3 separate regions of the Homo sapiens genome follow, and regions 2 and 3 are each linked to region 1. A link is a contact called in ENCODE Hi-C or POLR2A ChIA-PET data. All regions are on one chromosome and are shown on one strand. The core of a region is the stretch at or near the end of the contact, and the rest is flanking DNA. Distances in the headings are between cores, read along the strand shown.

Evidence for each region. A loop is a pair of places that touch in the nucleus more often than their neighbours do. ChIA-PET counts read pairs that join two places held with the same protein, here RNA polymerase II (POLR2A). Pooled maps may share reads with other maps.
Region 2: a loop to region 1 is called in a pooled map, with 7 times the contacts of the local background. The contact joins the promoter of TMEM86A here to the promoter of NUCB2 in region 1. A Hi-C loop is called at or near these places in 1 of 168 maps with a recorded cell type or tissue (ascending aorta) and 4 of 50 pooled maps. POLR2A ChIA-PET finds 5 or more read pairs at or near these places in 2 of 52 experiments (PC-9 and activated T-cell).
Region 3: a pooled map shows a loop between it and region 1 (4-fold over the local background). The contact joins the enhancer-like site here to the promoter of NUCB2 in region 1. A Hi-C loop is called at or near these places in 3 of 50 pooled maps. POLR2A ChIA-PET finds 5 or more read pairs at or near these places in 2 of 52 experiments (PC-9 and activated T-cell).

What each region holds. Positions count from the first base shown.
Region 1 is chr11:17,275,489-17,278,201 of GRCh38, reverse strand. NUCB2 (nucleobindin 2) reads right to left here and starts at 1,463. Exons shown (of 14, transcript NM_005013.4): 1 at 1,374-1,463. RefSeq lists a silencer at 1,200-1,629 and an enhancer at 1,820-1,909.
Region 2 is chr11:18,697,460-18,700,172 of GRCh38, reverse strand. TMEM86A (transmembrane protein 86A) reads right to left here and starts at 1,394. Exons shown (of 3, transcript NM_153347.3): 1 at 1,266-1,394. The coding sequence starts at 1,286. RefSeq lists a silencer at 1,283-1,592 and an enhancer at 1,186-1,687.
Region 3 is chr11:18,614,873-18,617,585 of GRCh38, reverse strand. It overlaps SPTY2D1 (SPT2 chromatin protein domain containing 1), which reads left to right. Exons shown (of 6, transcript NM_194285.3): 2 at 597-711; 3 at 1,488-2,713. Among named protein-coding and RNA genes, the nearest start is that of MISFA, 16 kb to the right of the region's middle. RefSeq lists an enhancer at 774-1,973. Within about 2 kb of position 1,410, at least 2 of the 41 ENCODE cell types and tissues checked have a DNase peak (open chromatin) inside an H3K27ac peak, as active enhancers do.

The sequences.
Region 1 (2,713 bases), core at 214-2,713:
TCCATCTCAAAAAAAAAAAAAAAAAAAAAAAGATGGGTAAAATTTGGATAGAGAAGAGCATGAGTAAACACACGGAGACAGAAATAAATTTTTGCCTCCTTTAAGTTTCTAAAATTGTCTAGTTAAAAAAAAAATTTGACCCCCTACTACAAAGGTAGATGAGATCATGGAAAGCTTGAAGACCACGATGAGAAATAGAAGTTTCCATGTTCATCCTAATTAGGAGAGTGACATTATTTGAGATTTCATTTCTAATTCTAAATTTCCAGAATTTTAATTTTTGACCCTATTAGCTGAAGAAGATTTGTTGAAATATTTGTTCAACATTTGTTGAACTTATTCAAGTTTCAAAAAACAAAAACATTCCTTAAAGCATCTATCTCATCAATTCTTTAACTTTCCCATAGGGAAAGTCCACAATCTCCCTCAAACAAAATTCACTATCAGAAATATTTGCATTTAACCTCCCCTATTTTTAAACCAAGGTAATATCTTTTAGTGTTCATATTCGTCCACGGATTTAACAGAGCCTTAGTAGCAGGCTTAAATGGTAGCACTAGCTTATTCAATTGCATAAAATGTACATTATTCAATTTAGAAGTTTAGCAGACATAGAATTTCAAGAGGTTCTGTCTCTCAAAAATCATAATGGTTCCCGTTCATTCTCATTCCCTCATATTCTCTCTCTCTCTCTCCTTCTTTCCCTCCCTCTCCCAGCCATTTGATACTGTAAAATAACTGTCATCTAAGACCGTTGCAAACACCAACCACAATAACCATATTTGCTCACTGAGTTGCCACTTAGCAGGTGCAACAAGGAAATACTGTTTCTCATCTCCTAAAACCAAAAGGGTTCATCTCGTACCTAATTTGTCACTTAAGTGAAAAGCATATCACGACTTACACTAACTTTCTCCTAAGTGTCAGAGGTTGCTGGCTTAACCAGACCGGAGAAGAGCAGGATCCCCGGGCCTAGCTTTGCTGAGCGGCACAGGGGAGCATCGCCTGGAATTGGTGGGTGTCCCTCCTCACTAGTGGGCACCCCCTTGCCCATCGACCTGCCCAAACCCGAAGGGACCCCGCCAGGGTCTCGGTTTGGCACCTACCCTCTCCTGCTCCCCGCCAAGAGCCAGCCACCCTCCTCGACCCCGAAGAAAGCTCGGGTGCCCAGCTGCGAGTGGAGCAGAGGGAACCCAGCGCCTCCGGCTCGCGCTGGGAGCCCCCTCCCCGCCGGTGCCCCGCCCACAGCACGGCCCCCACCATCCTCTCTGCTCTGGCAAGGCAGGCGAAGACCGGAGCCTTATCTCCGGACTCCCCCACCCCTAATCTCCCGCCGCGCTGCTCCGCACCTACCGCGCGGCCACCGGCCTTACCTGGCCGGGTCTCGGCGAGCGAGGCTGCGCCTGGTGCTTGCGTCCAGCGCACAAACCTGTCCTCCAGCCCCCGGCCCACCGCTCCGCTCTGCCCCTCCTCCCGCCGCGCGCGCCCGCCTCCTGGCTGCCATGGCGACAGTTCCCACACTCTGCGGCCGCTGATTGGTCCGGTTCGCGATTGCTGACGACGCCGATTGGCGGGAGCAGGGACAAGGCCGCGCCGGGGAGCCTGGAGGCGGGCGGTGAGGAGGGCCGAAGCTGTGGAGCCTGGTGGGAGGCTGAGCCAGGAGGGACGTGGCGCTCTGAGATGCGGGCTCAGGAGGCCGCGCCTCTTCCTTCCCTAGCTTACCCGGAGAATCCTGTGGAGCAGGACTCGGGCGGGTGAGGTGCCGTCCTGAGACCCGGGCAGAGCCCCAGGGATCGCCTCTCCCTTGGCCTCTGGCCTGCGCCTGCAGCGCCCACGCAGGTCGGAGAATGGCTGTCAGGCCTATTCTCGCCCACAGGCCTCGCTCGGCTCTGACACCCCCGTCCTCCGCCTTGGCGGGAATCTTAACGGCATTTGTAACCGCACCCACCCCCGTTGTGCTGGGCCCTCGGTCACTGTGGTTTAACTGTATTTACCCACCTTCTCTCTTGCCCATTCGCAGACAGCTCTTTCCTCTGCATCCTGCCCCAGAGAACAGACATCTATTCCAAACCCCTCATTTTAAAGATGGGGAAACTGAGGCTCAAAGATGCACATGGGTAGCTTGAGCCTTCCAGAAGCTTTTGGAGCCACAGGCTGTTTACGAAGTTTCATCCTGCCGATTAGTTTTTTTCACCTGAAAAATTGGTATCATATCTACCTTAGGGTTATTCACGAAGATTGAATGAGATAACATTGCCAGGAAAACAGTACAGACTAGGCATGGTGACTCACCCTGTAATGCCAGCACTTTGGGAGGCCAAGGCAGGAGGATGGCTTGAGCTCAAAAATTTGAGACCAATCTGGACAACAGTGAGATCCTATCTCTACAAGAATATTTTTTACTTTTTTATCTTTAACACAATGATGTTTCAGTCTGAAGAAAATACTTAAAAATTTGCCAGGTGCTGTGTCGCACATCTGTAGTCCCAGCTACTCAGGAGGCGGAGGCAGAGGCGGGAGGATCACTTGAGCTCAGAAGGCCGAGGCTGCAGTGAACCATGATCATTGTGCCACAGAGTGAGACCCTGTCTCAAAAAAACAAACAAACAAAAACACACAGTACAGAATCTGCCACATAGTATGTTAGCAATGAAAGCTTCTGTTATCAGGAAGTACTACCAGCCAGATTGCCTCTGTTGCACAACTGGACTCT
Region 2 (2,713 bases), core at 145-2,644, 1.4 Mb before region 1:
ATTCCCAGCTTCTGATCTGGAGCCAGCAGACAGGCTGGGAGATGGGGAACTGAGAGGGGGAAGTTAGAGCAGCTGACTTGGTCTCAGCCGGATTAGCAGAGGGCAGCTAAAGAAAGGTTGTACCCAAGGCCACTGCAGGCAGAGTCCAAGCTGGGGGAGGGGGCTGCAGCGATGTTCTGAATCTGTGATCCTTGAAACTCCTTTCCTTGGGCTGCTAACAGATCCATTGAGGGTGATATGGAGCAGCTGGAGTTCCCTGTACACCCACACTCTGCCCAAAGCGATTGTGTCTCTGGCTAGGTGAGCTGCCCAGCACAGGACTTGGGAAACACTCAGAGTCCAGACGACCAGGTACCTAAGGACTGATCAGACTGTGATGAGGAGGATTGGGAAGAGGCGGATGGGTGGTTCCAGGGTCCAAGCCTTTCCTTGTTCTGCCAGAGGTAAGAGCAGTGAGAAGAGATGACTTCCACTTCCCATGGAAATTAAGGCTGGTCAGGGTAGGGGCATGGTCAGAGGAGGCGGCTGGAGGGGATGCCCAGGCCCACAATGCCCAGCAACCACCTGCCAGCCCCTGGGAGCATTAACCTCCGCTCCATGGCCTCTCCCAGCCCCATATTTTCTAGAAGGAGATACTGGCAGTAGCTGGAGAGACCCTGACAGTTATAGGGAACCCAGTAGTAGAATAAGGAGGATGGGGAGACGAAACAAAAGGTTCAAGTTGAGAAAGTCTGAAAAGCAGGGGATGTCATAGAGAATGCCCCCTTTTCCCCCAGCGCGTTATCAGCGCTTCTTAGACTCAGGGGCGTCCGCCAACTTGTTTACAAAATGAGGAAGGTTAGGAAACAAACTTGGGACGGCATTCCCAGGAGGTCCCTGTTATCCTCCCAGCATCCCCCGCCCCCACGCCTCCCTGTGGTCCGCCTACGCGGAACTCTGCGGCCGGCAGCGGTCCCCTCCCTCTCCCGGGCCGCGACCCCGCCGACCCGCGCCAAATACATGGAGATCAACAAAGTCACGCTTCCGAGTCACGTGGCCAGTGTTTTCCTCCCTCCGCGGGCGGGCTGGGGGCGCGCGAGGAGGGGCGCCGCGAGTCTGAGGAGCGGGGGGCGGTGACAGCGCCCGCCTCCCGCCGCGGGACTCCGGCCGCCACGGGACCCCCGCCCCGCCTCGGCCCCTTCGGCAGCTCGGCCTGCCGAAGTCCGGTGGCCAGGCCGGTGGGCTCCAGCCGCGCCGGGCACTGGCTCGCTCGCTCGCTCACTCACCACAGTGACCGGGGACACCATGGCGGCGGCGGCGGCGGCTGGCACCCTGCTCCGGGCTGCAGCGGCCAGGACGCGCCCACGGCCAGGTAAGCCGGCGACGATTCTACAAAGCCCGGAGGGACGGACAATACCTCCCGAGCGCCCGGCGCCGGGGTTCTGTCAGCTAGCCCCGTGACGTCACCGCTGCCAGGGCCAATGAGCGGGCGGGAGCCGGGGGGGCGGGGCCCGGCTGGCGGCGCCGGCCAGGCCCCCGGCTGCTGCTCGGAGAAAGGAGGCATCTCCCAGGGGTCAGAAGGCGGATACCCCCCAGGCCCCGCCCCCTTGGGAGGCCGTGCCAAGGCGTCCACGGAACGTGAACGTGACCGTGACCCCGGTGCCTGGGTGAGGACTGAGCTTGGCTGAGAGACAAACACATTGCTGTCCTGGACGCACAGCCACATACATTTTCTCATAACCCGGGAGCAAAAGGCAAAGACAGATTCCCTTAAGCCTTTAAACATGCAGTCCACGCCGATACGATTGCAATTGGACTCACAACCTTCACTGTGTACAAACACACATCCAAATCATCAGCAAACACACAACCTTCGACTTGAAAAGCGGCACGTATATAGGTATGCAGCAGCCATGGACCCATAATCGTAGCATATACATCACACATACAGAATCATAATTACCCTTAAGCACTCAACAAGTACACAGATCCAAAACCAACAACCACAAATTGACATATATGCTCCATGTAAGAAAAGAGACATATACAGGGACTCTACAGCAGCTCGTAGACCCATGACCCTAATATAGAAACAAACACAGATAATTGGCCGTAGGCACACACCTCTTACAACTCAGAGACCACTGCCACACATACAAGAGCACCCCAAGAATGACAGACAGGCAGACCCAAAGAAGCGTGAGCTAACTTTGCCAAAAATACGTCCCAAGTGGATTTAATGTTGATTTTACGTAGACTAAAGGAACACAAGCTCATTCAGAGCGGTGCATGTTCAGAATCATTGGAATTACATGGAGAGGTAGGTGGCCAGATGGACTGAAATCTAGTCCCAGTTTTGCCACTTCCATGCTGTTAGATTGGGTGAATCACTTCCCCTCTCTGGTCTTGATTTCCTCACTTAGAAGATGAGCGGGTGAGTTCTAAGGTTCCACCCAACTCTGACATGTGTAGGTTGGGGAAGAGGAAGGGCTGCTGGTTTTAGGAAATTTAAGTCTAGCAATCCTGGAGATGGAGATTTCAGCTGTATCTCAAAGGATGGGCAAGTAGTCTGTAAGCTACTGTAGAAGGGCAGTAGCTGTGTGTCAGGCTTTGGGAATTGATGGGAAAGGGGTGACCAGCCCTAATTAGCAGCCAAAAAGGAGTTTCAAACATCCTGGCATGGTGACACAGGCCCTTGTGCTGGTCCTGAGCCTTGTGCTGTTTGGGCAGAGAC
Region 3 (2,713 bases), core at 161-2,660, 1.3 Mb before region 1:
GGCACAATCTCGGCTCACTGCAACCTCTGCCTCCCGGGTTCAAGCAATTCTTCTGCCTCAGCCTCCTGAGTAGCTGGGATTACAGGCACCCGCCACTACGCCCAGCTAATTTTTTGTGTTTTTAGTAGGAATGGGGTTTCACCATGTTGGCCAGGCTGATCTCGAACTCCAGATCTCATGATTCGCCCGCCTCCGCCTCCCAAAGTGCTGAGATTACAGGCATGAGACCCTGAGCCCAGCCTAAATCAGAATTTTAAAACACAAATAATCGATTCTTCTAAGTGGTGATTTCATTTAGTTACCCAGTCCAGGTTCTTTTTTGGAAAATAGCCTGAAAACAGTGTTTCTGTGAATTGTTCATTTATGCATTATTTTGGGATGTTACATGGAAACTTTGTACCCCAAAATCACCATACGTAATAAATAGTCTGAAATTTTATAGCTAAGCTTTATTATGGGTTATATGATCTCTCAATTATTCAGAATAGGTTTCACAGTTAACATTTATACCTCTTATTACCTGGCACAGTGCCTTATACCTAATAATGTATTTTAAAAGTTGAATTGCTTCTAACTTTTACTGTTTTTGTTTTTAGAAAAGGTATAGTTTGGCAGTGGGGCCTCCAAAAAAAGACCCAAAAGTTAAAGGTGTCCAATCAGCAGCTGTACAAGCTTTTCTTAAAAGGAAAGAAGAGGAGCTGAGACGAAAAGGTATGTATCTATAGCCTTATTCTCAATTTTAAAGTATTCCATCTTCACCATCTAGCTTGTACTAAACCAGTGGCTGTCTATAAAAACATAACAGGCCAACAGATTTGGGAGGGTGTGTGTGTGTGTGTGTGTGTGTGTGTGTCCAGGTTAACTGACTGTATTCATGGCTTTACATATGTTACCTCGATCATTTGTATAAACGTTTTCTTTTTTTCTCCCCTTGAAGTAACAGCTTTTTGGGGGTTAGTAGCCATGTCTTCTAATTGGCCATAGTAAGTCCCCAGTAAGAACTCCATTCTTTCTTTAATCTTGGTTCTGAAAGTGTTTCTACCCATTTTGTATTTTAATTTTTATTAACAGAATGCTATCTAAAAGGCTAAAATAGAGATAAGTTTTAAAGTCTTTATTTCGAATAGTTCTACTTCATGCAAATACAAAGAAACTGATTCAATATGTTTAAGTATTCATTGAATCATAATTAATAACAACTACTAAGTGGATACTAATGTTCTCTTAACTTGGTAATGTATTTGGTTTGAAGTATTTTGTATATTTAAAGCTGAAAACCAAGTCTCCCACTTGCTTAGTCATATAGAAAAACCCATATGTCTCCCACTCATTATGTAAAGATGACTCAATTGATACTTGTTCACATGACTTCCTCATTTGATTCCTAGATGTCTTCAAACTGTAACCTGAACGTTGTGTTTTCACTTGAGCATACTGCAATCTTGAGATCTCGAAGTAATAACATATTCTTGTTTTGTCCCTTTTAGCCTTAGAGGAGAAAAGGAGAAAAGAGGAACTAGTGAAAAAGCGAATTGAGCTCAAACATGACAAGAAAGCAAGAGCTATGGCCAAGAGGACAAAGGATAATTTCCATGGTTACAATGGGATTCCTATTGAGGAAAAGTCAAAGAAGAGGCAGGCAACAGAAAGCCATACCAGCCAAGGAACCGACCGAGAGTATGAAATGGAAGAAGAGAATGAATTCCTCGAGTACAATCACGCAGAGTCAGAGCAGGAGTATGAGGAAGAGCAAGAACCTCCCAAAGTTGAAAGCAAACCAAAGGTCCCCCTTAAAAGTGCCCCACCACCCATGAACTTCACTGATTTACTCAGGCTGGCTGAGAAAAAGCAGTTTGAACCAGTGGAAATCAAGGTAGTGAAGAAATCAGAAGAGCGACCTATGACCGCAGAAGAACTTAGGGAGCGAGAATTCCTTGAACGAAAGCATAGGAGAAAAAAACTTGAGACAGATGGAAAACTACCTCCAACTGTGTCCAAAAAGGCACCCTCTCAGAAAGAAAGTGTGGGCACAAAACTTAGCAAAGGTTCTGGAGACAGGCATCCTTCTTCCAAAGGAATGCCCCTTCCTCATGCTGAGAAGAAATCAAGACCCAGCATGGCCAATGAGAAACACCTCGCTTTGTCTTCATCCAAATCCATGCCAGGAGAGAGGATCAAGGCAGGATCTGGCAATAGCTCCCAACCCTCACTTCGTGAGGGCCACGACAAACCTGTTTTTAATGGAGCTGGAAAGCCTCATTCCAGCACCTCTTCACCAAGTGTCCCAAAGACTTCTGCTAGCAGGACTCAGAAATCTGCTGTTGAGCACAAAGCCAAAAAATCTCTGTCCCATCCTAGCCATTCCAGGCCTGGGCCCATGGTCACCCCACACAATAAGGCTAAGAGTCCAGGTGTCAGGCAGCCAGGCAGCAGCTCTAGCTCAGCCCCTGGGCAGCCCAGCACAGGGGTTGCTCGACCCACAGTTAGTTCTGGCCCTGTGCCTAGGCGCCAGAATGGCAGCTCCAGCTCAGGACCTGAGCGATCAATCAGTGGGTCCAAGAAGCCAACCAATGACTCAAATCCCTCTAGGCGGACAGTCAGTGGTACATGTGGCCCTGGACAACCTGCAAGCAGCTCAGGTGGCCCTGGGCGACCCATCAGTGGTTCAGTTAGTTCTGCAAGACCCTTGGGCAGCTCTCGTGGCCCTGGCCGG